Linked DNA regions of Mus musculus: regions 2 and 3 are each linked to region 1. A link is a loop called in an ENCODE intact Hi-C map of the cell type or tissue named here. Cell type or tissue: gastrocnemius. All regions are shown on one strand. Links, peaks and the distances in the headings refer to the core of each region. The heading gives the core; the rest is flanking DNA.

What was found. A loop is a pair of places that touch in the nucleus more often than their neighbours do. Peaks named below come from ENCODE experiments on the same cell type or tissue, not always from the same donor. Only the 100,000 strongest peaks of a DNase experiment are listed, where the experiment ranks them.
Region 2: it touches region 1 in a loop (2.8-fold over the local background); 7 of 42 quality-filtered maps call a loop at or near these places.
Region 3: a loop joins it to region 1, with 4 times the contacts of the local background. A loop is called at or near these places in 19 of 42 quality-filtered maps.

Annotation. Positions count from the first base shown.
Region 1 is chr1:54,660,456-54,671,050 of GRCm38, forward strand. It overlaps Ankrd44 (ankyrin repeat domain 44), which reads right to left. Exons shown (of 28, transcript NM_001081433.3): 18 at 6,917-7,118; 19 at 3,444-3,531; 20 at 2,199-2,316; 21 at 546-762. Among named protein-coding and RNA genes, the nearest start is that of 4930444A19Rik, 16 kb to the right of the region's middle. In gastrocnemius, for the core only: a CTCF peak has its summit at 5,717 (motif pointing right); a DNase peak (open chromatin) is centred at 5,681.
Region 2 is chr1:54,738,470-54,749,064 of GRCm38, forward strand. Ankrd44 (ankyrin repeat domain 44) reads right to left here. Exons shown (of 28, transcript NM_001081433.3): 10 at 4,845-4,959. The region is part of intron 3 of 4930444A19Rik (a long non-coding RNA gene); the gene reads left to right. Among named protein-coding and RNA genes, the nearest start is that of 4930444A19Rik, 62 kb to the left of the region's middle. In gastrocnemius, for the core only: no CTCF peak of the experiment used is centred there; DNase peaks (open chromatin) are centred at 4,810, 5,896 and 7,400.
Region 3 is chr1:54,822,105-54,832,699 of GRCm38, forward strand. It overlaps Ankrd44 (ankyrin repeat domain 44), which reads right to left. Exons shown (of 28, transcript NM_001081433.3): 2 at 6,508-6,591. Among named protein-coding and RNA genes, the nearest start is that of Ankrd44, 99 kb to the right of the region's middle. In gastrocnemius, for the core only: no CTCF peak of the experiment used is centred there; a DNase peak (open chromatin) is centred at 4,717; H3K27ac peaks cover 1,911 bases.

The DNA of each region.
Region 1 (10,595 bases), core at 2,936-7,935:
TATGAGACATGCATACAATTAGCACACATTTCTCTTTTGTTCCAAATAACTGAGATAAAAAATTTGAATATTCCAAGTAGCACACACAACAAAGCAAATGTGGAATGTGGATATTAAAAAAAAATACCAAAATCTAAACTACACATCTACTAGCGTTTATGAGTGACTCTACTGTATGTGAACTATACTGTATGCTGTTTTGTTTTTACCGTCATTGTTTTAATACTTCATGTGGTTCCTGGTTATCTGGTGCAGATCAGAAACTCTGATTACAGTTGCTCAAGTCCATTGGCGACTCTGATGAGGTGTCACAGGAAGAGGGAAACAAACTAAACCTTACTCAGCATCATGACAGCCACAGGGGTGGGGATGAGGGATGTTTAAAACAACATAAGACAGACACCAGTGTCTGGGTGCAGACACCAGTAACCACAGCATACAGCAGTGTTCTCACCTCCACTGAGGTCACAGAGGTGCGAGGCTAGAAAGTCTAGTATATGACATTCTACTCAGATGACATTCGACTCAGATGACATTCGACTCACCATTGTAACACGCCCAGTGCAGTGGCGTGTATCCCTGGTTGTCTTTGAGACAGCAGTCTTCTTCAGAAAGGGCAATCTGGAGCAATTCATTCAGCCATGTGGCGTGGCCCCGAGCAGCCGCATAGTGCAAGGGTGTCCTCCCTCTGGAATCTTTACAGAGGATTGATGCTTCTTGTTCCAGCAGCATTTGCACACATTCCTCATGTCCTGTCATAATCTGGCATGTTGCAATTAAAATGCAAGACAAAGCTCAGTTGTCTGGGGATAGAATTGTTGAGAGTAGAAGGCTTCCCCCACCTGGCCTAAGAGGTAGGAGGCAGAACAACCCTAGCAAAAATCCTTACCAGAAAAGCCCAGGAGAAGTATTTTGGAGCTCTCTCTCCAAACATAACTACGGATGGTATCATGATACCTTAGAAAATACTAGCTTCAGAATCAAGGAGGAATATGTTAAATCCTGGTTGTCCACCCCTGTCAGACACAAGTGAGTCGGCCTTTCTCTGACTCAGTATACTCACTATGAGAAGGCAGAGAAACAATGACCTCAGAGGTTGCCCAGTACTAAAGAGACAACACACTTACATTGTGCAGCGGGCACGGGGATGCATTCTGGGAATATCTCAGAGAGTCTGTACACAATGCTAGAAAGCACAGCCTATTCCCCTCTTAGGCTGCCCAAGAGAGCTGTTAAGCCTAAGCTAACATGCACAACACATTACCCTAATGGACATCATGGGGTCACAAGGGTTTGTGTATCTAAACAGCAAAGGTGCAGTAAAAGTTACACAAGAAAGGAATCGTCTTCAGCTCCATTCTAACCGTATGAGATCACTGCTGTATGCACAGGCTATCACTGACAGACATATATATGTGATGTCCCCTAGACTGCTGCATGGCCCAAAAGAAGTGCAAAGAAACCAGAACTGTGATTATGTTGATAATCATGGAAAATACTTTTAGTCACCAGCTAGGGTGCTTACATCACTTCTACATAGCAATTTTATAATTTTTACCTTTGTCTAGTTAGCCTATTTTTTTTTGTCCTTCAAAAATTAAATCAGCAGATGTGTAAAAAGACTTGGCCACAGGACACATAGATTGTCATCGTTTGCTGCTCCAAGCAACAGATATAGTGTGAATGTTCAACACCACTGAATTCATTCTGGCAGCTGCACACATGAGTATTATAAATTCTGCATACAAAATTATACAGAAGAATATTTTACGCCACGGAGAACGGTCCTTTATCTATACTAAGAAAAAGAGAGGCCACGGTGTGTGTCTGCGCATGCTCGTGCATATGTGTATTAAATGTGATTATCTCCAGGAAGTATGATTGCTGGTGATTTTGATTTTCTTTTTCTGTATGTAAAAAATTCACTTTGCAAATTTTCTACACTTTGCATTTTGTAATCAGAAAGGAGAGCGAACCCCTCCAACAGTAGGTATCACAGTCCAACACAAACTCCTAAGAGCAGGGCCAAACTGTAGCTTTCATTTGTGTCATTGTATAAAATTCTGTAATTTTGTTTTGACTGTGAAGCTAATTGGATATATTATGAAACATCTTTTCCCCTAAAGCTTCACACAGAGAACACTGAAGCAAGCTCATTGAGGAGGTAACCTAACTGAAGCAGAGGAAGATGGACATACCCCTCTATGTAAAGCCGTGCATCCCACTATGTCGACCGCATCTACGTTTGCTTCCTTTTCAAGTAACAATGAAACAGCATCAATGTGTCCATATGCTACTGCAAGCATCAGCGGGGTTCTAGGAGAGAGAAATTGGTATTTTAAAAGGAGATTTAAAACAAAACAAAACAAAACAAAACAAAAACAAAACTAATTCCAGTGAGAGAAGAGGTCTCTTTCTATCAAAAATTTCCCAGTATTTCCTATGTTTCTAACTCGCTACTCCATGTCATGTAGAACAAGCCACATGGAATGTTGGCTAACATATAGGGCAGTCACATTACTTCTAACATTTTCAAAGGCCATGTGGCGACCACTCCATGCCAGCCGGCTGGGGCTCGGCTGGGGCGTGTGCACACGCAGAAGAGCCTCTTGCCTCTGTCACAGCCTCTGCTGTCCTAGCAATCAATGTTGGTCTCTGCTCAAGATCTGCCTGGATGGACAGAGCTTCCATGCTTTGAAGCCAAGTCTGGCCAGTGTAGAAGAAAGACCAGGGCCCTGCTCTAGCTGTCACTCAAGCTCCTGTGCCTGGGGACAGACCTAGAGCCTTTCTGTCTGCACTTCCTATTTGTAAGAAAAGCCCGGGCGAAGACTAGGCCAACAGATAGAAACTGAAAACAAACTCAAGAGAAGATATAAATCTGAAGGAATTCTTTATTATTTCCAGGACAGAAACCAACTCTCCAGGTCTGCCATTTTGCTATTATTAGAAAGTGGGTAAGTGGTAGGTAGCTTTAAATGTCAAAGGTAGAGCCGGGTGTGGTGACGCATGCCTTTAATCTCAGCACTCAGGAGGCAGAGGCAGGCAGATTTCTGAGTTCGAGGCCAGCCTGGTCTACAGAGTGAGTGCCAGGCCAGCCAGGGCTACACAGAGAAACCCTGTCTTGAAAAACAAAAACAGAAACAAAAACAAAAACAAATGTCAGAGGTAGGAAGAAAGAGGAAATACTAACGACTGGGAAGCATGGCTAGAGCAGGGATAAAAAGGCGCTCACTGTCAATAAGACGCGCACACTGAGTGCTTTCTTCCCTTTAGTACAGGCTCTGGTGGCGGGCCACACCTCGGGGTTCTAGGCTCCTGACCCATGAGTTTCACAGAGAGGTGCTATCCTAGAACTCAGCACTCATCCCTATCCACTACTCAACAAGCCAACCAAGCTGCTCCTGTGACTGATCATAGCAGAAGGCCAACATGAAAACACTTACTGTCCCTTGGCATCTTTCACATCAACCACTTCCGGATTGTCTGCTGTTTCAAGTAGTAGCCTCAAACACAGTGTGTGACCATTAATAACTGAAAAAGAAAATGACAGAGATTTTTTTTTTTTTTACATAAATCAACATGGCAGGTTCTCTCTCCCAAGCGAAGTTTGTGGACAAGTCAGTTATTTCTCACGGCTGCTAATGGACTGTCCTGGCTTCCAGTTCAAGATGGCCCAGGTGGCTCAGGGAAACCCTGTATCCCCCCTTTCTTTTTATCCATACACTTCCATCTTTGCCTTCCCCTTTCTGTTTTCGGAATTTTTTAAGCTCACTGTCCTTTCTTATCTCCCTGTAGAGGGCTGGTAAGTGTCCCCGCCTGCTGTCAGTCCACTCTACTTCCATATAACCATCCTGTGTCTAGCCCATCTCCAGCTCTTTCTAAAAAAGGAGAAGAGAATAGGGATGAGAGGAAGAGAGAGAGAGAGAGAGAGAGAGAGAGAGAGAGAGAGAGAGAGAGAGAGAGAGAGAAACAGAGTGGTGACCACTCTTGTAGATCAGTGAAGTCTAAGTTCCATATTCCACCTACAGTTCTCATTGGTTAGTGGCGGCTGAACATAGAACACCAAAGCAGAAGAGTGAGCATAGCCTGGGTGGTCCCTCTTTACCAGCACGGGAGCTCTGTGGTGGTGGTGATCCTCAAACTGCAGCCTTGCCCTTGCAGGGTCTTAAGAGTGCTGCAGCAGGTGCAGTTGCTGTCCCTTCTCTTCCTGCTGGGTGAGGACCCAGAGATCTTCAGGTCCCTCATTAGGGCTGCTGAGCCTTACCTGCCCCAGCTACCCCGCAGTAGGCAGGAAGTGTCCTGTAACCCCAATGCCGTCTCTGCCTCATGGGGCTGAGGGCGAGTACCAGGGTGTGTGTGCCCTGTGCATAACTGAATGTGCTCCTTTAGGAGGTGGGGCCCCAAAACGGATGCTGGGAAGCAGATCTCATGGGGTGGATGGTAAACTCCTCCTCTATGATAAAGCATGTCCCCTGGTGTCCTGAGGAGAACCTTTGCAAGGCCTTACAGCTGTCAAGGGATCCACTCAGGAGATAAGGTGAGGATGGCTATCCTTAACATGCTGGCCATGGCTTACTCTCTGAGCAATGCACACCCCACAAAGAACACCAGACTTCCCTCGCTCTGGATACAGCGAGAGAACTGAATGGATACAATGAGGTTGTGTTGAGAAAGGTTCCTCTCGGAGCTGTTTTACAGTCATTTTAATTGCTGGCCAGTCATTAAAGAATGGTAATTTAACTTCCACGGTTTTCTGGAACAACGTTTATTAGAATTAGCTCACATTCATGGACACCATTCAAATGCACAGCAGGAACAACGCCATGCTGTTCAGCTCCTTTTCAGCATCCACTGATACATACATACTGGGAGGACATATGATGGATTGGAGTTCCAGGCCACATCCTAGCAAGGCTACCTCTGCTATCATTCTCAAAATTATACAAAAGCCTGTTATCTTGTTGAAATTTGCAGGGAGTTTAATGTATCCCCAAAAGGAAAAGATTGGCATAGGGCTGACAGCTAAATCCTCTCATCAATGGCTCAAGGAATGGAATCAACAGGACTTGGCTTTTCTTTCTGTATCAATTTGATATATTTGATATTCTTTAATGCTCACAATCATTCCAAGGACATTTCAATTTTGGCTAAACATAAGAAAAAAACCATCTCGGTTCACATTGGTCAACCGGTGCGCCACAAGTCATCTCCAGAGAGGCTTTTGTTCTTTGCTTAGCTGTCTGAATTGAGCTCACAGCCCTAAGGAAAACTTAGGGACCCCCCTCCCCAACACACACAAGAGTAGCAACCTCAGTTCTCCTTGGGTTCCCATGTACTGTATCCCCGCCCCCTAATGCCTTCTAGAAGAAAGATATTAGCATTGTTAGCTGTCCCCTGCCAGATCCAGCTCTCTGGGAGACTGGGTCAGTCTCTGACAGCCGTTTTTGACACTGCTCAAAGCCACAACTGTCAGTGTTTATCTGTGCTAAAACCTCCAGTGTTCATTCTGGCTGCCCCTCCTCACAGCACTGAGGGTCTCGACCAAAGGAACAGGCTTCCAAGTGAACTGAAAAAGAAAAAATCCAGCTAAGCTGATCCTCGAATCCCAGGGGGAAGCTTCTGCCCAGCAGACATTTTGTGGAGAACAGTTAAATGACAGCCTGTCTTTTAAATAGATGGCATGAGAGAAATCAAGAGTGAATCTACTTGACCACTAGAGGGAACCCTTGGACCACACCTACATCACAGTGGCAAATGGGTGAGGATGGCCCTTCATTATTCACCAGTTTTGTTTTGTTTTGGTTTGGTTTTTTTTTTTTTGTTTTTTTTTTTAATTTATTCACAAGTTTCAAAGGCAGCCTTCCACAATCGATCCAGGCCATTTGCAATTGTTAGGAATTACATAGTAACAAAGTGAGTTTCTGGCTTAATAATAGGCAACCACTCTTTAAAATGAGTAAATTTGATTTGACAATCATACCAAGGAAAGCATGCCCTAAGAAGCAAAAATACTGGTGGAAACAAAAATGTATAATTGGCCACCCCAGCCATTACTGACCTTTTCCTGGCAATAATTCTTTCTAGACAGTCAGGCAACAGGTAGGCTTCCTCTATTTTTGTATGGTGTGACTTGGAAGTTAAGAGATATAGATAGAAATGTGCTTCTTTTTTTTCTTTACAAATAATTAATTACATTTGTATTTATATTGTCGTGCATTTGTCATGGTAAGCATGTAAAGGCCCAAGGACACCTTGAGGGGAGTCAGTTCTCTCTTCTGCCATGTGGGTCACGTTGATCAAACTCAGGCCGTAGCCTTGCAACAAGAACTTTCACCCCCCACCCCACCCCCTCAGGATCTCATCAGTTCCGACAGAAATGTATCTAACTGTCTAGCATCCCTAGAAAACAGTCAACTAATGAGAATCATGCAAGTCTCTTAGAAATGTGTTCTCATTCCTTCACTTCCTCTACAAGGCCACGCCCACTTTCTGCTCTCTTTTGAAAAATGTCATATTCCATCCTTCTCAAAGGTTACCAGAATGGAATCGTCTGAGCCAAAAGGTACTCGGGCTTTAGCAGGGCCAGAGATTCCCCCAACTTGCCTTCATATATGTGTATATATCCCTTCATATGTAGTGCAGAAACATTCCAGAAAAGCCCCATCCCTTGTTGACTGATGTGCACATGTTAAGGGTTTCTGTTTTGATATCAGATGCGTCAAGGGTCAAAGTGAAAACTGAATAAAGCAGTGTGCAGGTTGATAGAAGGATGTGTTTATTAGCTCCTTGTCTGCTAGCCCCTTTGCAAAACAGTCCTAATGATGCCATTAATGCCTGTGAAGCCACCTTGACACATTTTACCCTTTTATTTAACTCTGTACATGAGTTGTAAAACTCAGGAATACACAAGACCTACCTGAAGCATGAAGTGGAGTTCTTTTGGTGACATTGTCCTTTACAAAGATGGATGCGCCCTGGTTAACAAGTGCCTCCACACATTCTGTGTGTCCCTTGAAAGCAGCTAGGTACAGAGCTGTCCGGCCTTTCTCATCCCTGATGTCCAGGTCCACTAGGGACTGGAGAAGGACCTCCAAGGCTTGGTGATGCCCATTGTATGCCTGCAAAAGAGAAAGCCACAAATCGAATCCTTACTTGCCTCAAATCCCACAACAACCCACCTGAGGTGCTGAGCCTCCTGAGTCACAAACTCCAAAGATCCCCTTGTAACAACACTTGGGATGGAATCTAAAGCCCACACACTGAGGTTAGGCAGAAACACTAGTTCATGAACCTCTGGTTGCAAGTAAATGCCTTTGTGTTTTTTTTTTCCCTTGTCAACTAATTTGCTCAAAGGCATTACATCCATCAGTATACATTTATTAGATCTACAATCTAAAAATCTAATTTAGACAAATGGCTGTGTGAATTACATGCTCATCTCTCAGGAGAGTCCTAAACAAATCAATGGACACTACAAAAAGATTTTCAGGAATCTTTTCTGTTAATAAAACTAGGGGAAAAATTACTGGAAACATTGGGGACTCTTAATTCAATCTACAAATGCAAATCTTCCCTCACAGCTCATCATGTGACTAACCATGAGGGTGTAGGTGACTTTCTTAATTGTACTTAGAGTTTTGTATCCTCATCTATAAAATGAGAGCAATAAAAGCTGCCTCCTGGGGCTGCCACAAAGATGAAGAGAGATAATTGCAGTGGCTTTGCACAAGATCTGATATGCAATGGAAGCTGTTCTCTTCCCTGTTATTTCTTCCACTGATCATAACGAAGCCACTGAACCAGTTAGGGAAATGCAGGACATGGGCGAGGGCCAAGTTCAGATCTCTTATGAGGTCCTAGGCTATGTAGCACTAAAAACAAGATAGACAGTCTGAGACTTTTAATTTAGTCTACAAAGGGAAAAAATATTAGTCACATGCCTACAATACATAAGCAAAGGATCTTGAAAATAAAAGAGAGTAAGAGGTAAGGTTGTCTAGGGGGAAGTGGGTCAGAGAGATGAGAGAGAAATAGGAAAATTCTGCCTTAGGTGGCTTCAGACGTCCTTTGCCATTTGCAATTTTCTCTGTACTGCTCCTCAAGGATCCATGTATTTGCAAAAGATTTAGCACGAAGGACTATTTTCTTAATATAAAAAGAACTTTTGTAAATGGTTTTGAAAACTAGGAAAGTGTGCAAAAGACCCAAAAATGCAGTTCACAGAGATAACAGAAGTGTAAAATGCCAACAGATATTCAAAACACTATGTAAAATGTTTATAGTGCTATTTTGTAATTACCTGGGCAATGAATGAAGAGTTTGGCCAGGTCCCTAATATCATTAAAACTGTGAGTGGGGAGGAAGACAGGGGAAGCAATCCTAGACACTCTGATGGGCATATAGGTTGCTATGACATTTGCGGAGCGTAATAAGAAAGTGTCCAAAAGAGGTTTTTAAGAAACTACATTGCAGGAAATATATTTAGCATGGCCTCATTTATATAAAAAGAAAATGTATGTGTGTATATTTATATTTGTGTGTACTTCTATAGTCACAGGAAAAATTCAGAAGGATACCAGAGAAACCAATAATAGTGGTCACTTCTAGAACTAAGGGGTATTAAGCTATATGTGTATTTTAAATTAGCTTATGCCCTTCCAGTTGGCACCAGCTCCAGGCCACCTTGGGCACGAACTTGGTGGATGATCCCAAGGTCCCCAGAGGACTCTCCAGGCCACAGGCGTCCTAGCATGCCCAGGATCTTAGGATCACTGGTAAGTGGAATGCAACATCTGTTCCAAACCAATTGTGACAGGCCTGGGACAGCAGAACCAAGGAAACAGGAGCCCTGCCTGACCAGCGGCTCAGGTTACTTCTGGTTGGTGCTGGTATGCCTTGGTTTTGAACACAGCAGACAGCCCCATGGTCCCCAGAGAAGACACCACTTCCAGGCACTTTAACATGCCCAGGATCTTAGGATTCCAGGACTCCAGGATACCAGGATACCAGGAGCTTGATCACACCAGGATCTCAGGGTCTCAGAGGAAGCATGACTGCCAAGAAGCATGACACACCAAAAATCTCAGATTCACAGGATCCTGGAATCACAGGATCACAGAGAAAGCTGGACTCTGAGGAGTCCTGAATCAACCAGGATTACAGGAAGGACAGGCTCCAATCAGATATATTGAGAGCAGCAAGCAATGGAGATAATTAGATGGCAGGAGGCAAGCATAAGAACAGAAGCAACAGAAACCAAGGTTACTTGGCATCATCAGAACCAAATTCTCCCACCATAGCAAGTCCTGGATACACCATCACATCAGAAAAGCATGATATAGATCTAAAGTCACTTCTCATGACGATGATGGAGGACTTTAAGAAGGAAGTAAATAACTCCCTTAAAGAAATACAGTCGAACACATCCAATCAGGTGAAAGAATTGAACAAAACCATCCAGGATCTAAAAATGGAAGTAGAAACAATAAAGAAATCACAAAGGGAGACCACTCTGAAAATAGAAAACCTAGAAAAGAAGGCGTGAGCCAATGATGCAAGCATAACCAACAGAATACAAGAGATAGAAGAGGGAATCTCAGCTGCAGAAGATACCATAGAAAACATTGACACAACAATCAAAGAAAATGTGAAATGCAAAAAGATCCTAACACAAAATGTCCAGGAAATCCAGGACACAATGAGAAGACCAAACCTAAGGATAATAGGTATAGATGAGAAGATTTTCAACTTAAAGGGCCAGTAAATATATTCAACAAAATTGTAGAAAAAAACTTCCCTAACCTAAAGAAAGAGATGACTGTGAACATACAAGAAGCCTACAGAACTCCAAATAGTTTGGACCAGAAAAGGAATTCCTCCTGTCACATAATAATCAAAACACCAAATGCACAAAACAAAGAAAGAATATTAAAAACAGTAAGGGAAAAAGGTCAAGTAACATATAAAGGCAGACATATTAGAATTACACCTGACTTCTCCCCAGAGAGTATGAAAGCCAGAAGATCCTGGGAAGATGTCATACAGACCCTAAGAGAACACAAATGCCAGCCCAGGCTACTATACCTAGCAAAACTCTCAATTACTATAGATGGAGAAACTAAGGTATTCCATGACAAAACCAAATTTACACAATATCTTTCCACAAATCCAGCCCTTCAAAGGATAATAAAGGGAAAACTTCAACCCAATGAGAGAAACAAAGCTCAAGAAAAAGCAAGAAAGTAACCTTTCAACAAACCTAAAGTAGACAGCCACATGAACAGAATTCCAACTCTAACAACAAAAATAACAGGAAGCAACAACAACTTTTCCTTAATAGCTCTTAATATCAATAGACTCAATTCCCCAATAAAAAGACATAGACTAAAAGACTGGTTATGTAAACAGGACCCAACTTTTTGCTGCATACAGGAAACCTACCTCAGGGACAAAGACAGACACTACCTTAGAATGAAAGGCTGGAAAACAATTTTCCAATCAAATGGTCCCAAGAAACAAGCTGGAGTAGCCATTCTAATATCGAATAAAATCGACTTTCAACCTAAAGTTATCAAAAAAAAAAAAAAATAAGGATG
Region 2 (10,595 bases), core at 3,202-8,201, 78 kb after region 1:
ATCTTTCCACTTTTAGTAATTTATCACAATCTACATTAACTAATTATTTTCTTTGACACTGCTACTTAGAAAGATAAATAAAACTACTCTGATTTGGACTTTCTAGCAAAAACTCTGTTACATTACATCTTATTCTGCACTTAGTAAGGAGTCATTTCAGTGCAGGGTTTGATAGTATCAGTATAGGTGCCATTACTATTGACATTTGAACTTGAATATGAAACTGATTCATAAGTCAAGGAAGAAGAACAGAACTCAGAATCTCTGAATAATGTAGAAGGATTTTAACATTTGAAAAAAACATTCTTTATTGTAATAAAACTGCTCATAGAGGAACAATTTTGAAATCTTTAGTAGAAAAATCTGGGTATGGCTGTCATAGTTAGGAAAGAAGCCTTGGTCTTAACTTCAGGCACACATTGAGAAGAACTGGGATTAAAACTGCCAAATCACCCTAAAGTTAACAATGCATAAGTTACAGGAAAGAGGAGACTAATTCCAGTTAAATTGCTGCATTTATTTGGCAAGTCATAAAATTAATGGAAGCCATTTGTATTTAGCTATTTCTAATTTAACAGTTAGCTGGCAACTCCTACTCAGCTATTCCAAAATAAATGAGGTCTGAAAGATGTTCCTGTGGAGTGCTATCAGAGGTGAAGGGGCTTTTGTACTAGAAGAATATTGGGGTCTTTTTAATTTTCCTCCTGTATCAGGGGACATGTTTGCTCCTTCCTATACATAATGTACTGTAGAATTTCTCTTCTCCCGCTGCAGTGAAGAACACTGTGTTTAAGGAGATGGAGTCAGAAGCCCTGAGTACTAGCTTTGCTCTTTCCTAATTACTTGATGATTGGCAAGTATATAATAGCTCCATCATCCGGAACTTAAAGAAAATTACAGTGTCTACATCACAGGGTAATTAGAAGGACTTGCTGGACTAAAGCACACAAAACATGAAACAAAGACACATTTCTTAACTTAGAATGGAATCATTTTATAATTATTTAACCTGACTTGTCCTCATTTTTTTTTTTGTAAAGTTCAAAACTTTAAAGGAAAGCTGTCATTCCAACCATTATTGCAGGTATTTGTGTACAGTTGATAATGCTAAGACTGGTTCCTGCATTTGCAGCCAACAATGCCATCAGTGGTTTGAGTAGCCCAAACACTCTAACATGGCTATCAAGGTTTTTTCTTGAGTGGCCATTGCCCAATCTACAGAGATGCTAGATTCTCAGTGAACATCTTTACACTCCTCCTGAGAGCCAAGCACATGCAGGTCCCCCTGTCTGACACTTCATCTTTCCTGCTGCTTCTTGTAATGTTTCTTAAACTTGTTAACACACTCTTGAAGGTCACTGCAAATACCTTTGGGATCTAAAAAGTCTTCCAGAAGAATCTTTTCTTTTTAATAATAATCTAAAGACTAGAACTAAGGCACACTTGGGTTCGTCTGAATGACATTTTTTTCATCCTGTTTATGCCAAACCTGTGCTGGCATTGGCACTTCATATTAACTGTATTTGTATAACATAGTTTGAATATAGTTGTCATAGGCCAATGGTAAAGACAAAAAGTTAGCTCTCATAGACATAAGCTGTATCTCAGCCTAGGGAGGAATAAGGACACTGAGATCTTTGCCTAAACAAAAGATGGCATAATGAGTTAGAATAAGGGGCACGGTACTGGGCACTGAGCCCATTGCCCCACCTTCCCCCTTGCAATACACACTGAACCCTTAAGGCTCAGCAGCTCAGTTGCCACAGTCTCACAGAGATGGTGGTTTGTCATTGCACAGCCTGAGGCACTACCACACATGTTATCAGACTGGCAATGGACCATATGTTGGTATACTGGATCTCCAGACCCAAATGGCCAAGGACAGGCTCTCAGTTTCTACTCCTCACTGTCTCTGTGAGCTTCAATGGTGGTGCTAACCACAGAGCACTTACCCTATGGAAATTCTGTGATAGTTACTTGTAACCTTTAGAGTGGTGCCTAGCCTAGGTAAGCACTCATGGTTGTCTGCTACTATACTGCTGTTAAGTTAAGCACTTTACACAAATGTTCTTGTCTATGTGCATACGTTTTACAGTTTTTAAAACATTCACTGATATGGTAACATCAAAAATCCAAGAAGTTGTAGCTGGGCTAATGCTTATTATTCAACTAATAATAATGAAAATAAGTTTACACTGAGGATCTGAAATTCTCTCACCACCATGACCTAATTAACAGAAGCTCATCTCGGTCTTAGTTGACTCCAGCTTCTTCCCAGAGGCCAGTCCTGGCCTTACAAGACAGGATTCTGTCTGATGCATGTTCTTATATCCCAGTGGCAGTGTTAATTGCTCTAGTTACATACTTAGCTTGTAGGATAGTCATTGTTAATGTAATCTGTCCTCAAATAGATTATATGTTTCTTGAGAGCAGTAGCCTATATAACCCCAGAGCTGGCACAGTGGGTTACAAGAGGCATGCAACAATGGAGTGTCACAGTCAGTTATCTAAGTAACTTCGGGAACTGTAAATCCGCAGTGATGGCTGCAGAAAGAACTAAGGGCATAATCAGTGAGATGGAGGGCTTGGCTAAAAGTAGATTCCCTTTTATCTTGAGAGACACACACAGCCAACACTGTTAGCCAGCGCTCCCTTCCTCTGCAGGTCCTCAGCCTCATCCTTAGCCTACGACCTCATCTTTTCTACCCAGGATACATGGGAGAGGCTGCCAAGTGTCTGCAGTCTGGATGGCTTCCAGTCTGTCTGGATGGCTATCAGAGGATCTTTCTTACTCACAAATGGGACTGTTAGACACAGCCCATCCTACACCCATTTATAATTCCTTAACAGCTTCCGAATGCCTCCAGATAGAATCCAATTCCTTGGCAGGACATATGAGATTCTTCTAGATTCTTCTTCCTCCATTCCTCCCTCATTTCTTCCAACCCCTTCACACATGTCAGGTCACCCAGCCCTAGGGCTTTCTTCACTATGGTAATATGCTTGTGTCCTTGTGGAGGGGGGCTACTCTCCATGAAAGGTCTTTGTTTATGACTTGCTTCCAGCCCCCAACTCTGTTGAACCTTCTATCCAATTTTTCCTCTGCTGGAATGTCAGGTCTTCTGGAAGTGCTGAAGAGTGAATTTCCCTAACTCTTTTAAAAGCTAGCTGCCAAGCTCCACAGTAACAAACATAAGACTACAATCATTTGCTCCTATGTGACCTCCACCATCACCAGGCCAGCACCCAGGAGGTCAGGGGAATCTAGTTCAACATAACAATTAATGAAGGTGAGCCACTGGAACTACAAAGCTACGTGTTCCTTAAAGTTCACTCCAAAACATCTGACCCTTGGTGAATTTGATAAAGAACACACCAGGGCTACCATGAACCATCTTAATTTTGATTTATTCTTTGGCAAGATGTTCAGTTATATTTACACACATTTGACAAACACAGAATTCCTAATATATGTTTTCCCTCCTAAAAATTCAGTTACGGCTACCCACAGTTAGTCTCTCTGTTCAAGACTAACCCCTGCATTTAAGCATTTAAGGTACTCTTGAATTTGTCTCTATTACATATTATTAGGTAATAAAATAATAATTAACATTTATTGATAGCTTACTGCGTATTAGGTACTGTTCAGAGAGCTTTTCAAAAATATTATCATTTTAATAAACTTTCCTGGTGTATTTAAATAGCTTCTACTCATTCAGATCTTACCAGAGAGCTTTCCTGGTAATTAAGTCATTTAATCTTACTAACAAACCCATAGATAGGTACCATTATTACTTCTATTTTTCAAAGCACAGAGAGATTGAGCAACAGGCTCAAAATCACAGAGTTCCAAGGTGAAGCAGGTAGAAATGGAGCCCAGACTAGTCCAGCAAACCTGGGTTTCCAAGCTCCATACAGTGCCGCTGGGTGGACTGTGGCTCCCAGGAGTATCTATGGTCAATGGAGGAGTCACAGCCCCCACAGAGGTATGCCCACCCATCTCTGCTGCTCTCCTCCTCCAGTGGGCTACTGCCATCCTCTGCTCTGCTCGATTCTCCTCCAGCCCCTTTGCACACTCCTCACACATAGCCACACCCCCACTCAACCTAAGCCCCAGATCTGCCCAAGTCTCATCTCTTTGAAGCCTTTTCAAAAACCTCTACCACCACCATTGAGTTTTCCCTTTCCTGTCAACTTTGACAACATAGACACCAAGCATTTTGCCACAGAAGGCCTGTTTTCCTTTAGAATTCTGATTTACTGTCTTTGGTGGGTCTTTGTCGTAAGTGAGACTTGAGACCAACAAAACTATGAGCTCTTTGAAGATGCAGGCAGGTAACTGCTCATGAATCTCCCTAAGAACTCAGCCCCATATCCAGAGATACGCTTTTGCCATTTGTGTGGAATTAAGTGCAAAACAAAGTCACACCGCCACATTTCTCCATGTGGCAGATGGACTCGACTGTATGCTATAACACTGTTTTTAAAACTGAGCAAAAACGCTGAGTAAATTTGAATTTGCCTGGTTATCTTTCCTCTTTGACAGTGGATGCTGAAACAAACAAAGAAACAAACAAAAACACTAGAAAGCAAAACTAATAAAAGTAGTCCAATGTTTCTGGCAAAATAGACCTGGTTTCGATGCAGCTGAAACCAGCTGGTGCCTCCTGGGCTCTGTCATTAAACTGCCTTCCTTGAGTTCAGATGTAATCTGTGCTTAGCATAATGGCATAGATCCACCTTACCCTGGATAAATGGGTGCCCTGCACTGTTCAACAGCCTCCCTCGCCAGAGCTCACTCCCACACGTGGCAGTTAGGCCACTGTATTTTCCCAGTGACCTACTTGGCTGTGTCGGCTCCGCTAGTGATTAGGGTGTTAATCAGGAGCTCGTGACCATGTCTCGCAGCCACATGGAGAGGTGTGTTGCCATCCTTATCCACACAGTCGATCTCACCTCCTAGAAGAGATGTTAATACAGCATCAGGCAAGGTTTCAGGTTGATTTGGGTACCACACCCTACCAGCCAACCATTGGGAACACCAACTATTGATTTCCTGTCTACCCCAGTGTGCATCCCTGCTCTATAGTATAAAAATGACAGTTACGGAGATGGCTCACTTTCCAAAACTGTAGCAGTGCCATGTCTGCAGAAAGAGAAGTTTATTAGAAATGCAGAAAAATTTATTTTGTCTCAAGAACCTAAAACTTTCTAGCTCTAACTGAACAATACAATCAAATTCCTTAAAATACAACCCAAGAGACTTATGGAAATTACCTCACACAATCCAAATAAGACAGAGCACCCAGGGAAAGGTTTGTGAAGTGCAGTGACCCAACTTAAAATGTGGATGAGAAAAGGCATGAATTAAATGCCAAAGATGCCAATATTTATTATAAATATCACTGTAGTGACCTGCAACCCTTTCTTTCATATAACATTTTCATTTTCCTGTTTTATTTTGCATTGTTTTCTCCAACATCTTATTTCATACTTCCCTTTCTGTTTGTATGGACACAACAGGTCTAGTTAGTTATCAGAAGAAGTGTTCAGAATAGATTAGATATTGTGGCATTCCCCCCTGTATATGTTTCCCTTAAGAGCAAACTATTCTCAAGCACAAATGTATCTCCTTCTCTTACTGAAGAAAATGAACATTGTTATAATTTTGTGCAACTCTGTGGACTCTGACAGCATCTCTTTCATACCTTACTCTGCATTTTGTTTATTTAAGATTCCCTCACACCATTAATATCTTTAGAAATGAAGCCACGCTTTGTAGGATATCCTAAATCTATGTCTTGCCTGATGGTTTCCTCTTTGGAATCCCACTAAACATGCTGGCCAGGATACTCCAGGACAGATGGGGTCTTTCCATGGCACTTCCTCATTACATGCTGGCTGTGTCGTTCTGATCCTGGGGGGTGTGATACGGTATTATACGCAACAGGCACAGGGCTTCAGGGTGGAAAGATGAAGCTACTGACGGTGGTTGTGTAACACTTGCAATCCCAGCACCAGCAAGTGCCCTTAATGGTACTGAACTATGAATTCTTTTTAAATCCATTTATGTATAATTTTACATGCATTGGTATCTTGCCTGCATGTGTGTAAGTGAGGGTATTGGACCACCTAGAACTGGAGTTACAGATAGTGGTGAGCTGCCATGTGTGGGTGCTGGGAATTGAACCTGGTCCTCTGGAAGAGCAGACAGTGTTTTTAACCACTGAGTCATCTCTTCAGTCCCGAATTATTAATTCTTTAGAAATAGCTACAATGGGGATGTTTCTGTTTTATATATTCTACTTCAATTTAAAAAAAGAAAACCATTTGAGTACTTAAGATGTTACCTGCCAACACATCCTATAGGCTGTGTGAATTTAAATTTAATATGCTATTTTTAAGCAAAACTTTTCCACAACGATTTCCCTCATACAGGGAGTACTCCATGCAAAAGCTATCTGACTACTGTGTATTTGCACTAGTGCCTTGATATATAGTTGGTACATTTGATTCTGCGTTAAATTTTTAACTAGATTCAATTTAATGTGTTTTATTCGTATTAAAATATTTATGCTTCACAAATCAAAATTATGTATTTTTAAAAGCCTCACGCTTAGGAGATATCTCAGATGGCATAGTGGTTGCCATGCAAGCGTGAGGACATAAATTGGTTCCCAGAACCTGTGTAAAAAGCGGGCACTGTGGCATGCACTTGCAATCCCAGCACTTGTGAGGCAGAGACAGGGCTCACTGGCCAGCAACTAATTAGCAAGCTCCAACTCCCAGTGAAAGACCCTGCCTCAAAAACTCAAGGTACATGGCTACTAAGGACAGACACTCATAGGTGGCCTGTGTCAGTGTGTATGAGTGTGCTTGTGCTTGCGATGTGTGCATGCCTGTGTGCTTGTGTCTGTGGTTGTGTGTATACACATGCACACACACACACACACACACACACACACTCCCCTTCCTATTCCCCCATTTCATCCTCACAGTTTTCCTATGATAACCATTTTCATCAGTTTTAGCATATGCTTCCTGTGTTTCTCTGACAGTGTCTTTGCTAACTATACCCTGGAACTCTAGTTGAATGGTCACTTCTTAAAGACAGCCTTAATATTATGCTATTGTGTTGTTCCTCCTGCCTGGATGAACTAGCTTAGCAGACTCATATCCTATGGATTGGGTTGTAAGCAACATTTTGCTATTACCAGGAACACTGAAGTGAAGACTCTCATGTGTATGTATCCTATTTGCATTTGTTAAGAAAATGGATGTGTCTTCTTGTTGGGTTCTGCCAACTCTCCCTCTGTAGGTGCTGTGTAACCTGCATGCTAACCAGCACTGAATGAGTCTGCCTCTTCTCCACAGACTCAAGCTTTTGAATACCTGCCATCTGATGGCTGAGAACCAGCATCCCAGTGGGATTTCATTTGCATTTATCTTATTATGAAGGAAGTGGAGCATCAACTTCTGTTTCAAGGGACATTTGTTTATCTTATCTGAAGGAATTTTTCATGACTTTTGTCCATTGTTCTAAATTTGTGTGTCTGTGTGTGGGCTTTTATTCATTTATTTTCAAAGGTGCTAAAGACTTTTGGTGGTGGTGGTGGGGTCTATGCATTTACCAGTAATACATGCTACAAATATTTTTGTCTAGTCTTCCTTTGTCTTCACCTTTGTTTATGGTGTTTTCATTCGGTTAAAAGATAATAAACTTTTTCCTTTATTGCATTTATGTTGCAAGTAGAACGGTTTTCTGCACAGTCTAGTAGCAAGGAAATTAACCCATTGTTTACTGCACTGGAAGCATCTGTTAACTTGACATGGCTGACCCATTTGAAGTTTATTTTAATGTCTGTGATATAAATTGTCTGACTAAATAAATGTTCCCCAAAGGCCTGAAAGTTCATAAGGACAGAAAGAAGATTAGCGGTTGCCAGGGTCTGGGGAGGGAGACTGGAGAATGAATGCTAATGAGAATGAGGTTCAATCCAGGAATGATAAGAATGTTCTAGAGTTACGTGTGATGATAGCTGTGTAACCTTGAGAAAACACTCAAATCTGCTGAATTGGATAGGACTTAGATCTCAACTTAAAAAATAAAGCCTAATGGACATGGTTGCTCAGGCTTAGAATCTCAGGACTCAGGAAGTTATGGCAGACAAATGGTGAGTTCAAGGCTATCCTGGGCTAAATAGTGAGTTTTAGCCTGGCCTCAGCTACATAGCAAGACCTCATTTCACGAGAGAGAGAGAGAGAGAGAGAGAGAGAGAGAGAAAATTTTGAGGCCAGAAGAGAGATACAGGAGATGAAAGGGTGAATCCAAGTAGAGAGGGCTGACTGCAGGGAGGATGAACCACAATAGGTCCTCATGTTCACATAAACAAACATACTCATTAACTGTACTTAAAAATACAAATATCCAGTATTAGAGCAGAGAAGAGTCATTCTAAGGTTAGCTTTTGGTTATCCTATTCAGAAATAAATCTCTGTATCATTATGGAAATCTGTACATTATTGAGCTATTGGACCATGTTCATAGATAACAGGTATAGAGTATATCTCAGTAAAGGACTATGCTTAACCAAATAGTTACCTCACTCACTAGTACTGTAAAAATGAAAACCAAAAATCACTAGTCAACCAAGTCCCACCACCTTTGACCTTATTTTCATTATTAATTATAACAACATATTAATATATTCATTTTTCACAAGATATACTAATATTAGTATATCTAGTACACACACCTAGACACATGCACACTGTATTTGCCAAAATAAGAAATGAAAATACATGAATGAATGACTTTGATCAAGTTATAAAGATATATTTTGTTCTAAACAATGGATTATTGATAAAAATAATCAAAGAAAAGACAAAAAAGAGAAAAGAAATTATTCATAAATGTACTGATTATAATATAGTACTAGTGTTCTGGAATCTTTTCTTTCATTTTTTGTGAGTGTGTGCATGTTCATGTCATAACTGTGTGCATGTGTGTGTGCATTTGTGTGTGCATCTATGCATGTGCATATTCATGTGTGTACATGTGTGGATTATATGTAGAATTTTCCATGGCTGAACTCATATAGTGTAGAAATATTTGTGTCTTGCATTCTCCCTTAATGCTGCATTGAAAGATTTCTATGTGTTATTTTTTTCACTAATATAACTATAAACAGCTATATAATATCTATAATTTGGAGCATTTACTTAACAAGTCCCCAGTCACTAGACATTAGAGACTCTTTCCAGGCTTTTGCTATTAAGAAGAACAGAAGAATAAACAATTTCTGAAGACTCTTCACCCTGCAGCTCACTTCCTCCAGCAGCACTGTTAGACACAGAACTGCTGGATCAAAAGTCTGCACCTTTTAAAGGCTCTGGATAAGCAGTAGACAAACAGCCTCTGAGAAAGGCGGTGCCGGTTTACTTCCCTGTGAAGTATTCTCAAGCATTACCTCAGAGTCTTCCTGGCCAGGCTCCAATGTCTTGTGATAAAAATATTACCCCGCCCCCAACATCTGCACATCTCTTCATTCCTCCTTTGGTTCATTTCACCGAGGTTGTTTTTTCAGGAAGTAATTTTTTTTTTTTACTGGATAAGTATATTTTTAAAATATGACAGTTGATAATCTTTGCAATAAAAATAAAATACTAAAAAGTGTGTGGCTCTTTGCAGAGGAGGCAAAACCAACAAAAACTATGCTTATCACAGAAAGATCCGAGGGACTTCCCCCGTCTAAGAGACGTGTGTGTCTTAGTCTTTACTCGAAGAATCAATTTGCTGCTGACAGGTTTGTGCATATGTGGCTGACAACTTAATACTGTTTACAGAAGGTAACTCCTCTTGCCTTTGACCATGGCAGAGAACTATCAAAGGCTGCCTGAATCTAACACTGCTCTCTAACTCAAATCTGTGTCTCTCTGCTGTGGCATTCATTTTTAGAATGAATTATTCAAACAAACACACTATGATCATTCTTGTAAGCATAATAATTATATATCTCTCTATAGAATATATATGTATATATGTGTGTATATATATATGTATATGTATATATATGTGTGTGTATATATATATATATATGTGTGTGTGTGTGTGTGTGTGTGTATGTATATGTATATATATATAAAATTTGAAAACTTTTACCAAATTGCCAATATAAATTCTGATTAGGGTGATCTTTCAATGATTTCATTTTGGTTTGCAGTAAATGTAATTATTTTGTAATAACAAAAATGATAAAGTTAATTTAATTATTGTGATCATCTAGGGACTAGAGAGCGATCTCACTGTGGCCTGATTTTAGAGGCTTCCATTTAAATCATTTTTATGACCTGATAGTATCTAGGGCAGCCATTTGGCTCCTGTTGTTCCCCAGCACAGTTTTGGGTGTAGATATCTATCTAAGGACCTGAGCTGTGATCTCCCCGAAAAGCTCAGCCATGAACCTGAGCTAGGGAGATGAGGAAGGAGATGCTCAGACTTTAGAAGCCTTTGTTCTGGACACCACTACACAGCCTGGCACGCTTCCAAGCCGAGACCCACCAACGGTTTCTCAAGACCAGCTCGCATCTAGGTT
Region 3 (10,595 bases), core at 1,999-6,998, 160 kb after region 1:
AAGAACTAGTAATCTGCCCTAACAGATACCCAGATAAATTACAAGCTCACTACTCTCATTTGTCTTGTTCTTTAAAAAGCCCATTCTTGTAAAATATCAGTTTCTTTTTCTCTCATTTGCATCTTGAGATTAACATTCCTCCACCACCTACATTATTTTCTGTAGTCAAAGTGGTAGCATGAATCATTTCTTCCCCTTTGCTTGCTATAAGTTCTTTGCTTTTAACTTAAGATGCATTCTATTACAGTCACATATGAGCCCCTCCTTTCACAGAACAGAGAAAGGAAGCAAAGTGCATGTGTACTTGGGTCAAACTTTGCTGCAAATGATAAATATTACATGAATGACGAAATTGGTTTTTGTATAAAATGAGTAAATTAAAATCAACAACTTGTGGACAACTCAACTGTTTGAGACTACTAATTAGTATGTATTGAGCATTAAATGATACTGAAGAATACTTGCTAATTTCATTTGCTATACTAATGTATAGCATGTATACACCATGTGCACATGCATATACATCTGTGTGTGCGTGCATAGGTTGCTGTTAGTGGTTCTTTTTAATGGGAAATAAGCACCTCACATTTGGTGTCACATAGGAGTCACAAATCTTCGAAGTGTAGTCTTTCACAGTTGGAAGACAAGGCTCTCTAAAGCTACTTCAGGCTGAGAAGGAAGTTACGACGATTTACATGCTGACTCAACCTACCAGTATCTCTAACACTAAAACAAGAAGACGAAACAGCGCCATGAAGTACTACTGCTGCTAAGAGCACAAGGCAGGGCTGGGGCTATCTGAGGCAGTAGCAGGCATTGTCTGTAGGAGCTCTGTCTAATGGCCTTCCAGGGTCTCATCTGTAAAGACACTCCTCTCCTCTTTAGACAGCCCTGTATACTGTCTCTTAGCTTTGGAGCTGAAATCTTCTTGCTGTAGCTTACAACCACCTGGCATAATGACAGCGTAGATCCAATTTAATGTGACGACAATGTTCACTTGAGCTGTGTGCAATGGTTTCCTGTCCTAAGTCTACAGCACAGGACCAATTTGTCTCTTTCCTAGTCTCTGTGTGGCACAGTAAGACCATCTTCATGGTGTAGGGTTGCTGTAAAGGGATCCTACTGAGTTCCAAGTCTGATTTTGGAGTTGCTAAAGACAGGAACTTTGAGGTTGTAAATTAAGATGCTGTTCTCTATCTACCTTCTGCTCAGTTTGATTATTACAATGGAAGATTCTATAATGTCCTTAGTGATCACCCATATCTGGGTCAGTTTACATAGATATCTTGGCATATACAACAGCTATCCCACATCTCTAGACTCTGATACACCACTCATGATAGAAGCAACAGAAGGATCCAGAGCGATCATCCTGCCATTTCACAGGTTCCTCAACTCAGTCTACACGACGTCAGCCTTCCAAACAGCTCATCCACTTTCCAGCTGCAACCTGGGGACACTCGCTCAGCCAGCTGCTTCCTCTGGTTCAGTGATCTGTCCTCTCTGGGAACTAAAACATAGGTGACAACAAGGTGACTCGACATCAGAAATAAGTGAGGCTGACTGATTCTCTCAGTGTGTTGCCAGGGCTGCTGGGTAACTGAACAGTGAGAATGAATGTGAGCACAACCATGTCATTGCACACACCATCTCTTGAACCTATGACACAGGCAGGCACAATTAACTGACTCAGAAAGAAGACTAAAGTGGTCAGGGACAAAGAGAGGACTGTGGGAGTTGAGAGAACTCCCTTTTCTGGGTCAGGAGGAGGTAATAAAGACATCAGAAGGAAGAATTAGGGTAACTTACTGGAGACATTAGTAGGGATAGAGGGGAGATAAGGCTGGAACATAGAGAAGTCAACACAGGAGGAGAAAAGCATAATTGGGCAACTCAATCTAGATGAAGTGTAGAGTCCATGAATAGTAAGCGGAGGCAATCAAGTTTGGAGAAGCACAGAGAGGCCAATCCAAACAGCATTGTTTTCTCTGCAATGATCAACTAACCAAAGGGTGGTGTGCAGCAAAGAACCCATGGCCCATCAAATGAAACGTAAATCAAGGTGAAAATGTCAGAGCTGAAAAATGAAAGCAATGAGGCATACTCCAAGAGTAAAGCACGTGTCCACAGCCTGATCCCAGCATAATGATTCATTGGGGTCAGCTAGGAAAGCAGAGGGTGAGAAGGAGAGGTGGCCGGTATCGCCTTCCAGGTCACTTCCTTCCTTGGCATACATATATCATCAGCTTCACCCGCTTCCTAAACTACTGAGCTCTAAGCACTGGGTGTCTTCCCTCCTCACACCCTTTGTTAACCTCACTTTCTCTCGACCTCTGCTTCTTAACCATTGGGTCATGAAAAAACTGGCAATCCTCACAAGTGTCTGAATGTGGAACGATCAAATTTCAGTTCAAAATCAAACACATAAGGAACCCCGGTGTTTCCATCCAGCTGGCCCATGCTGTTCCTCGGGACTTCACTGTGCCTTTGTGAACATAAGACATGCATGCAACACTGCGCACGCCATCGGGCCACACCCCAACAAGTCGTTCCTGCAATGCTCAGCTTCATTCAAGACTGCTGTATGTTGAAATCCGTGGTTTTACTGCACAAAGTTTTTGTTTGTTTAGAAATTTTGTGATTTAGTGGTGGAAAACAAAGAATTTTATTATTTCCCTACTATCATTCCTTAGCATGTATATATCAAATTAGTATTATCTTTGGGTCTCATTGTGTTGGAATATTTTATTTTAAAATTGTTCTTTAAGAGCATGGGAGATGGCTCAGGTGGTAAATATTACTTGCCTGATAAGCATGGGGACCCGAGTCCAGTCACCAGAACCCAGGAAAACGAGTGAGGTGTCCATACCTGCTCACAAACCCATGTACGCACACACAGAGGTACACACAAAACTGTTGCTTGAACTGATGGTTTGAATTTCGTAAGAAAAACTGTTCAATTTGGATAATAATGGCATTTCCAACAATTTTTTGAAAAGTCCTAAACATACACATGCCATTTTATTCCATGCATGTATTCACCACACTGACAATTATAAAAACTAAAAGACACGGAAGATACTCTACCCTGCAGCATCAAATATTCATCCAAGATTCGATCCTTTATGTAAAAATTTTAAAGTCCATCAAGAGGCTGGATAGATGCCTTAGAGGTTAAAGCATTCACTGCTCTTGCAGAGGGCCCATGGTCCATTCCTAGCAGCCACCTTGATTGACTGACACACAGTCAGCTGCAGATGTAGCTACGAAGAACCCAATGCCTCTGTGGGCACACACCTGCACACACATGTACCTACCCACACAGACACACACATATCTAATGCAAAATTGAAACGTTTTAGAAGTATATCGATCTCATTAATATACAAATTGGCCTTAATCTTTAATAAGCAATAAAAGTAAATGTATACCAAAAAGGAGTTGTTTTAAAAGAAATTTATTGCCAATAAATGTTTGGTTTTTATCAAACCTATTTTATATGCCTTTATACCCAAGGTTACATAAAAAAAATGTCTTGCACAGAGTGTGTGTCACGTGGAAAATGATTAAGGAGCCTTGCTCCAAATGACCTACATTGGCAGTGAGAGATTGGTTCAACACAGCCTACAGGCCTGTGAGAGTGGGATTCAAGATCTCCTTTACACACATGGCAGGGGGAGTCGGGGAGGAAGGGAGTCTTGGGAGCTGTGGGTGGAACAAAAAGAGCAATGAGCCTCCAAAATGTGAAAGATCCCACTGAGTACCTCGGGCCTGGTCTCTCTACTGATATACTCAGTCATCAGCAACTTCAAGTCCTCCTTCGCTGCCTTTTCTGCTGCATATCCCCTGCAGATACAGGGTGACTCCTCCCTTCACCTCCCTTAGCCTCCCGTGCTTATTATCACAGTTCAGACCCTGCAGACTGGCCTCCAGCAAACCCTGGAAAGTGACTTCTCATTTCTTGATTTCACTTTGTGAGCTCCACAGTGGAGCCCACTGTCTTGCCACTGCTGTGTCTCTCATGCTTAGCACAGAGTTGCGACACAGTAAATAACTGAAGTGTGAAAAAGATGGCCAAAACACAACTTAGTGGAATCACTTTAACTCCCTGGAAGCTTGTAAGATCAAAGTTGATTGTGCTGACTTTTCAGGGGCGCAGTAGCACAGTGATAGCCCCTCCCCCAGAGTTAGGTGTGGCTATATGACAGGTCACCAAAATGGAGGATGAGCAGAAGGGATATACACACTCCACACTGACCCAGGAAAACCTTCCCATGCTTCCCCTCTAGGTTTATTGTTCTTTCTTCAGCCAGACTGAAGATGACCCTCACAGTGACCTTAGAAAACCTCACATTCATACCTCAGACCCCACGTAAAAAGGGGACACTCTTCCCATGTGTTGCTGAGAGAACTAAGCTCCGGATTTCAAACATTCATTAGTCATCTATGTGTTACAGAGCTAAGCCTAGGTAGCCAATCAGCAACGGGTTGTTACTTTTCCAAAAAGAAAGAAAGGTCATTCAAAGGTCAGTACAATTTCCCGAGATGTAGATGATTAAAAGTTCTGTTTGTTTGTAACTATTAGGAAAAGATAGTAACCTTGCCTTAGGCTTGCCAGGGCTTGGCCCACAGCCACCAAATAGTCTAGGCAAATTCCTGTGATGTCAAAGCTCTTGACAGTGAACTTGCTTCATAGCCTCCACCCCACAGGTCCTGGACCAGTGCCCAGCTGCCTCTGCAAGGCCTCTGTCCCTGACTTCATCCTGGCTTACCTTGCAAAAACACATCTCAAAACATTGCCCTGTTGTTCTTACTGCCAGCTGAGGAGAAGCTGCCAAAAGGCTTTTGAGAAAGCCACACCAATCTGGACAGCCTCAGACAAAGGCTGCTCCAAAGGACCTGTCTTGGAAGGGAGCCGCCCGCCAGCAGACCTGAGAGAGATACCTCCTCAAAGGCAGGTTATCACCCCAGGGAAAAGATCTGCTTACACTGAAGATGGACGACTCGCCCTGTCTTTTCTACTGAACACTAAACTGTAAAGAGGACTCTTCTCCCTAAGGGACCTGAGGACTTTGATAATCAGATTGTGTTAAGTGAATTAGCAGCACACCCTGCACCTAATCGCTTGTTCAGCCTGACTCTAAGAAACTATCAAAAGGGTCACTTCTTGGCCAATGCTTGTGCCCTTTGGTGCAAGTGACTGATCTGTTTGGAAATGTCCCAGATACAGTCTATGTGTAGATCTTTTGATAGATGTGCCATAGGTCCTTTTAGGAATTCAGTGAAATACCTTGACCCTTTTCTCAGCAAAATATGCAAGATGCTGAAGCACACACAAGGTTTCAACAACTTCAAAGAGCACGGGAGTAAGAGCTGCAGAGAGTTCAATGGTTCATCCCAGGGTCATGGACTCCCTAGGGCAAGAACCAGCAGACTTTTCCTACAAAGGGCAGGGTTTGAGTGGCCCTGGCTCAGTCCAGACCCCGGGCTCAGCAAGGCAGTGTGAGAGCAGCAGAGACAATGTGTGCAAGATGGACAGCCACACTCCAACAAAACTGCCGCTGGACACTTGTTTCAACTTCCTAGCAACCATGCATGTCTAAAAATGCTATTCTCCTCATCTTTCTTCAATCACTGGGAAAAAAACAAAAAGTTTTCATATCTGGTGGTCCACAGGCCCAGGTTGCCAAATTTCACCAGAGCCAAGGTACATTACATCAAGAAAGAAAAATGGTATAGCTTCACTATCATTGCCTTCTTAATAGGGGCCGGCATCCTTCCTTTGTGGATATACAGAGCAAACCACGGGAGTAGTGGCAGTCGGTGTGACACTGTCACCAGGAGACATCACAGCTATGCAAGAGGTAGTGGCAGGTCATTCAAAACGCAATGCTCGCTGCCAGATGCGTCGCTGTATCTTAATGGGTCATAGACAGGATATAAAGTAGGGGTTTCCCCCTTCTGGTTTCAACTCATAGTTTCTGCTTTTCCTGTGATGAATGAGTGTGATTGACAGGGAAAGCATAAGACCCTAAATGAAACTCCATGGCCTCAAGACGGTCACTGCAACTGTATAAACACTCACTGAGATAGAGTTTGGGGCCTTGAAACACTGTGTGATGTTTTAATTTATGAGTTGATTAGAATAAGGTCAATTTTGATAAGCATACAGATTACTGCATCCTAAATTTGATTTTTTTTTCTCTGTTTTGCAGTGTTGGGGGGTCTAACACAGGCCTTTTGCGTGCTAGGTAAGCACTCTCCCCTGGAGTGACATCTTCAGTCCCTTGATCTTTAAATTTTTTTTACAACTATATTTCAACATAATTGATTTAGTCTAACCCTAGAGTTTCACTCCATGGGTTTTGTTTTTTTTTTTTTTGAAACAATAGTCTAAAAAGCAGCCCTGAGCTCTCACAATTTTCTACAGGGGTTCACAGCACAGAAAATGTCAAGAGGCCTTGCTTGCCCCACAGGAGGACCCATACAACAACCACAGTCTCTCACCAGTGCGTTTACGTCTTCAGTCTTATGGATGAGCATGCGAATCTCCTCTGGGTCGCCACTGAAGATTGCCTGGACCAGTGGTGGCTGCAAAACCAAGAAACTGAGTATTAGGACTATAACTAATATACATACCTGCGTTTGCATGCAGACAGCAACAAGGATATTTGTTCCCTCTAAGTTTATTAAGAATTATCAATGAGCAGGCAGAAATAAATAAGACTCCACCTACACGCACAAAGTATCTGAGACCTTAAAGACCTTGTCAAGAATATGACCAAACACAGGTCTCTATATTCAGACCCTATTAAGGACTAACCCTTGTCACTGCCAATTCAGATGTTGAAGTCACTGAAGACTATGCCTTTGCGGGCTGTTGGAAGGTTCTAGCAGAGGATCACAGATGCTCTGTACCTTGACAAAAGACTGGTCCTCTACTCAGGGAAGGGCATCTTCTTTCAAACAAATGTACAGCTATGGGAGGGATAGAGATTGCCCTCACATCCAAGACAAGCCCTTTGTGGAGGATATTATGACCTAAACACTTGTGGATCAATCTTCAAAACACCTTGCAGTTGTTCCCAAATACTTCCATAGCTTTAGCCAGTGGGCACTGGCTGTCTTACAATGATTATATAACTACTAGTTTAAAATAAGATATAACAAGGGCTAGAGAATGGGGGTTTGGAAGAGCAGAGAAGAATCCATTATATAGAAGAAGGAACTATAAAGTGTGACCCAACTGCAAGGACAGTGAGCTCTGTGGGATAAGAGGAAGGAAGGCACCTCAATGACCGAGTGTGGGTTTCTAGATGGAGACAGAAGGGCAGCCCATCCTAAAGAGAAGGTATGCACGGAGTGGATGTGCAGAGAACCTGCCAGAAACCATCACTGGGGTGAGTGATAACTGTGGGAACGTGCTGGGTTCAGGGGCTGACGCTTGACTTGCCCCACATGGTAAAAGATCTTCTTCACAGCCAACTCCACCATTTTCACTTCCCTGATGGAATCTGAGTCTAAGCATGGCCATCGCTGGCCACGCCCCTCATAAGATGGTGATTAATAGGGCCAAATGGCATAGTGAGAAATTTTTATGTGACCATTCAACTCTACTCAAATAATGTTTTCATTAAAAAAATGGTTAATGCTATCAATATGGAATATTTGGCCTCTTTTCCCCCTAAATTTCAAATCTTGGCAACTACATATATGTATTTGCTTACAACTTCTGTAAATGTCTTAGTCCTAACAGACAGCTGGATGATGGCAGTGCCCCAAGTTTGACTCAGCATAAGAATCATCCGAGCTGCTTATTCACATAAGATCCCTACGTCTCTTTCCTGAGAATCCTGATTACGTTTATCTAGAGAATGGGACTGTGAGTGTGGAATCGAATAAGTCAACACCTAACTCTTTGGAGCTAGAAGCAAACACTAACCTCAAGTGGCTCTACAAAGAGATCCTCCCCATGCCTGCTAACCAAGTCCCCAGCAGAACCACGCCAATCTTTTCACACTGTTCTGTCTGCTGAGCTTTTAGCAAAATGGTGTTGGGTGAGTTTCTGCCTAAATGAACCTTGGTGGAGAAAAAAAAAAAAAAACCAACAGCCATAAGGCAACATGTAGAGACAGAGTCAGAGTCTGGCAGACTGTAGTGTTAAATCAACAGAGGAACAGAGGTCGTATGACAGCTGACAGACTCAGAGTCTGAGGTGTGAGGCCAGCCCAGGCATCACCGAGCCAATGGTCAGTCACTGAACAAGAACACAGTGATCCGCACAGGGCCTCTCTCATGAGCACAAGGAATGCAGACACTCTGTAGGACGCATTAAGTCCTCAGTCTCCTCAGGCGAGGCAAACCTCCCAAGCAATGGCTGGAATGTCCCCAAGGAGAGGCTCCCTGACACAGCTGCCAGGGAAGGGTGCCAGAGTGGTTTCTAAGCACATGGAGGTGTATCTAGCTTCCCAAAGGCCCCGGGCCTAGCTCTGCTCAGAGCTGCTTCCCATACCACATGGTCAGACGCAGATTCCCTGGCTTCCATGGGAGGAAGCTGAACTTTTGAGTGTCTTCCGATGCTACCATCACATATATATGCATCCACACACCCACGACCGTACATACATGCACTGTGCACATCCTCATCTATGCTTTGACATGTATGCATAGAGACACGTGTTAAATCACTTATAGATACCTCCCACTCCCTGTAAACACGCCTGTTCTCCACAGCCCATGCCAGACAGACCTGTCTTCTCCATTATGCTGTCTAGCTGTCCCCACTGTCTTCACACCTGTGAACCCAAGTGTAACCGGCTCCAGAGCAGAACTTCACAAACAGACACTTTGCTTGCATAAAGACTGTGCCGGGGCCTAGCAAACACAGAAGTGGATGCTCACAGTCAGCTAATGGATGGATCACAGGGCTCCCAATGGAGGAGCTAGAGAAAGAACCCAAGGAGCTAAAGGGATCTGCAACCCTATAGGTGGAACAACATTATGAACTAACCAGTACCCTGGAGCTCTTGACTCTAGCTGCATATGTATCAAAAGATGGCCTAGTCGGCCATCACTGGAAAGAGAGGCCCATTGGACACGCAAACTTTGTATGCCCCAGTACAGGGGAACGCCAGGGCCAAAAAGGGGGAGTGGGTGGGTAGGGGAGTGGGGGTGGGTGGGTATGGGGGACTTTTGGTATAGCATTGGAAATGTAAATGAGCTAAATACCTAGTAAAAGGAGAAAAAAAAAAAAAAGACTGCATGTTTGCAGTGACTCTCCGGGAAGTCGTGCTCTTTTATAGACTTAGGGGCCTCTCTCTTCCTTTCTCTCCTTCACTCTCTCTCCCACGGAGAACACAGTCAGAAAATACTCAGGGAATTCTGTTCTTTGGGAATTCAACCTCGGGTAAACATTTACCTGCACGATTATTCTAATTACAATCTTTTCTCCATCAGTACTGGAGGGTTACCTCTGCCACCTATTCATCATTATAGCATTCCCAGTTTTTGCCTTAGTGGTGCTAAGCCTTAAAAGAGAAGCTTCCCCGGCACAAGGCTGTGCCTTGGGGTGCACAGTTCAATGGGTCTCCGCTACCCACAGTTTGCTCTACATAGCTTTCAGTCAGGGGCTGTCAACTTCAGTTCAAAAATATTAAATGGAAGATTCCAAAAATAAACATTTTTCTTCTTTTACATTATGCATCATTCTAAAAAGCATCACAAAATGTTGTGCCACCTTGCTCTATCCTGCCTAGGATGAGAACACACTACCTGCCCGCGAGTCTCGGTGCTACCTCAGCAATCAGATCATCTGTCGCTATGTTCAAGTGTCCCTTATTTATCAATGTCCCCAAAACGTAGCAGTAGTGGTGGTGGTCATTTTATTACAGCATAATTGCTGTATTTGATTACTGATCATTACTGTTAATCTATAAATCAAGTGTGGTCATAAAGAAGTACAAACACACATGATTAAAAGAAAGCGTCGTACACACTGGGTGTGGTACAATCCGTGGTTTCAGGCCCTCACTGGGGTGCTAGGGATACATACCCTGCAGGTAAGGAGACACTATTGTATTCTTTTAAAAACTCCAAATACCTTAGTCCAAATATAGGCAATGTAAGGCTGTGCAGTGCAGGATTTGGTGAACTCACTCTCAAGAGTCAAAATTGTGAAAAAACCATAACGGGAGAAAGAGAGTATTTTCAGTGATGCAGCAGTTACTTCAACTTATATTACTAGGATTTGCTTTGCACCTCAGCAGCTACACCCTGGCAATGCTTGCACAGGCCGTGAATACTAGCACCATCCCCTGAGTGACCCAGAAGGCAGCTGCCATTCCCAGTCTGGCTTCCCAGTGGCATAAGGGGTCGGGGCAGGGTATTTGGATGGGGACTTGTTCCCACTTCCATCCACTCCCATCTTTCCTGGAAGGGAGGACAGACACATTTAGAGGTGACTGGCAGACAGGCTGATGACACATGGCCTGTATGGAGAGCAGAGAGGAGCAGAGGGCTCCTTGTATTTGATAGCCATTGTGAGTTCTGTAGCAAACATACACAAAAAAATAAAGACTCAGCAGAAAGCCACTTCT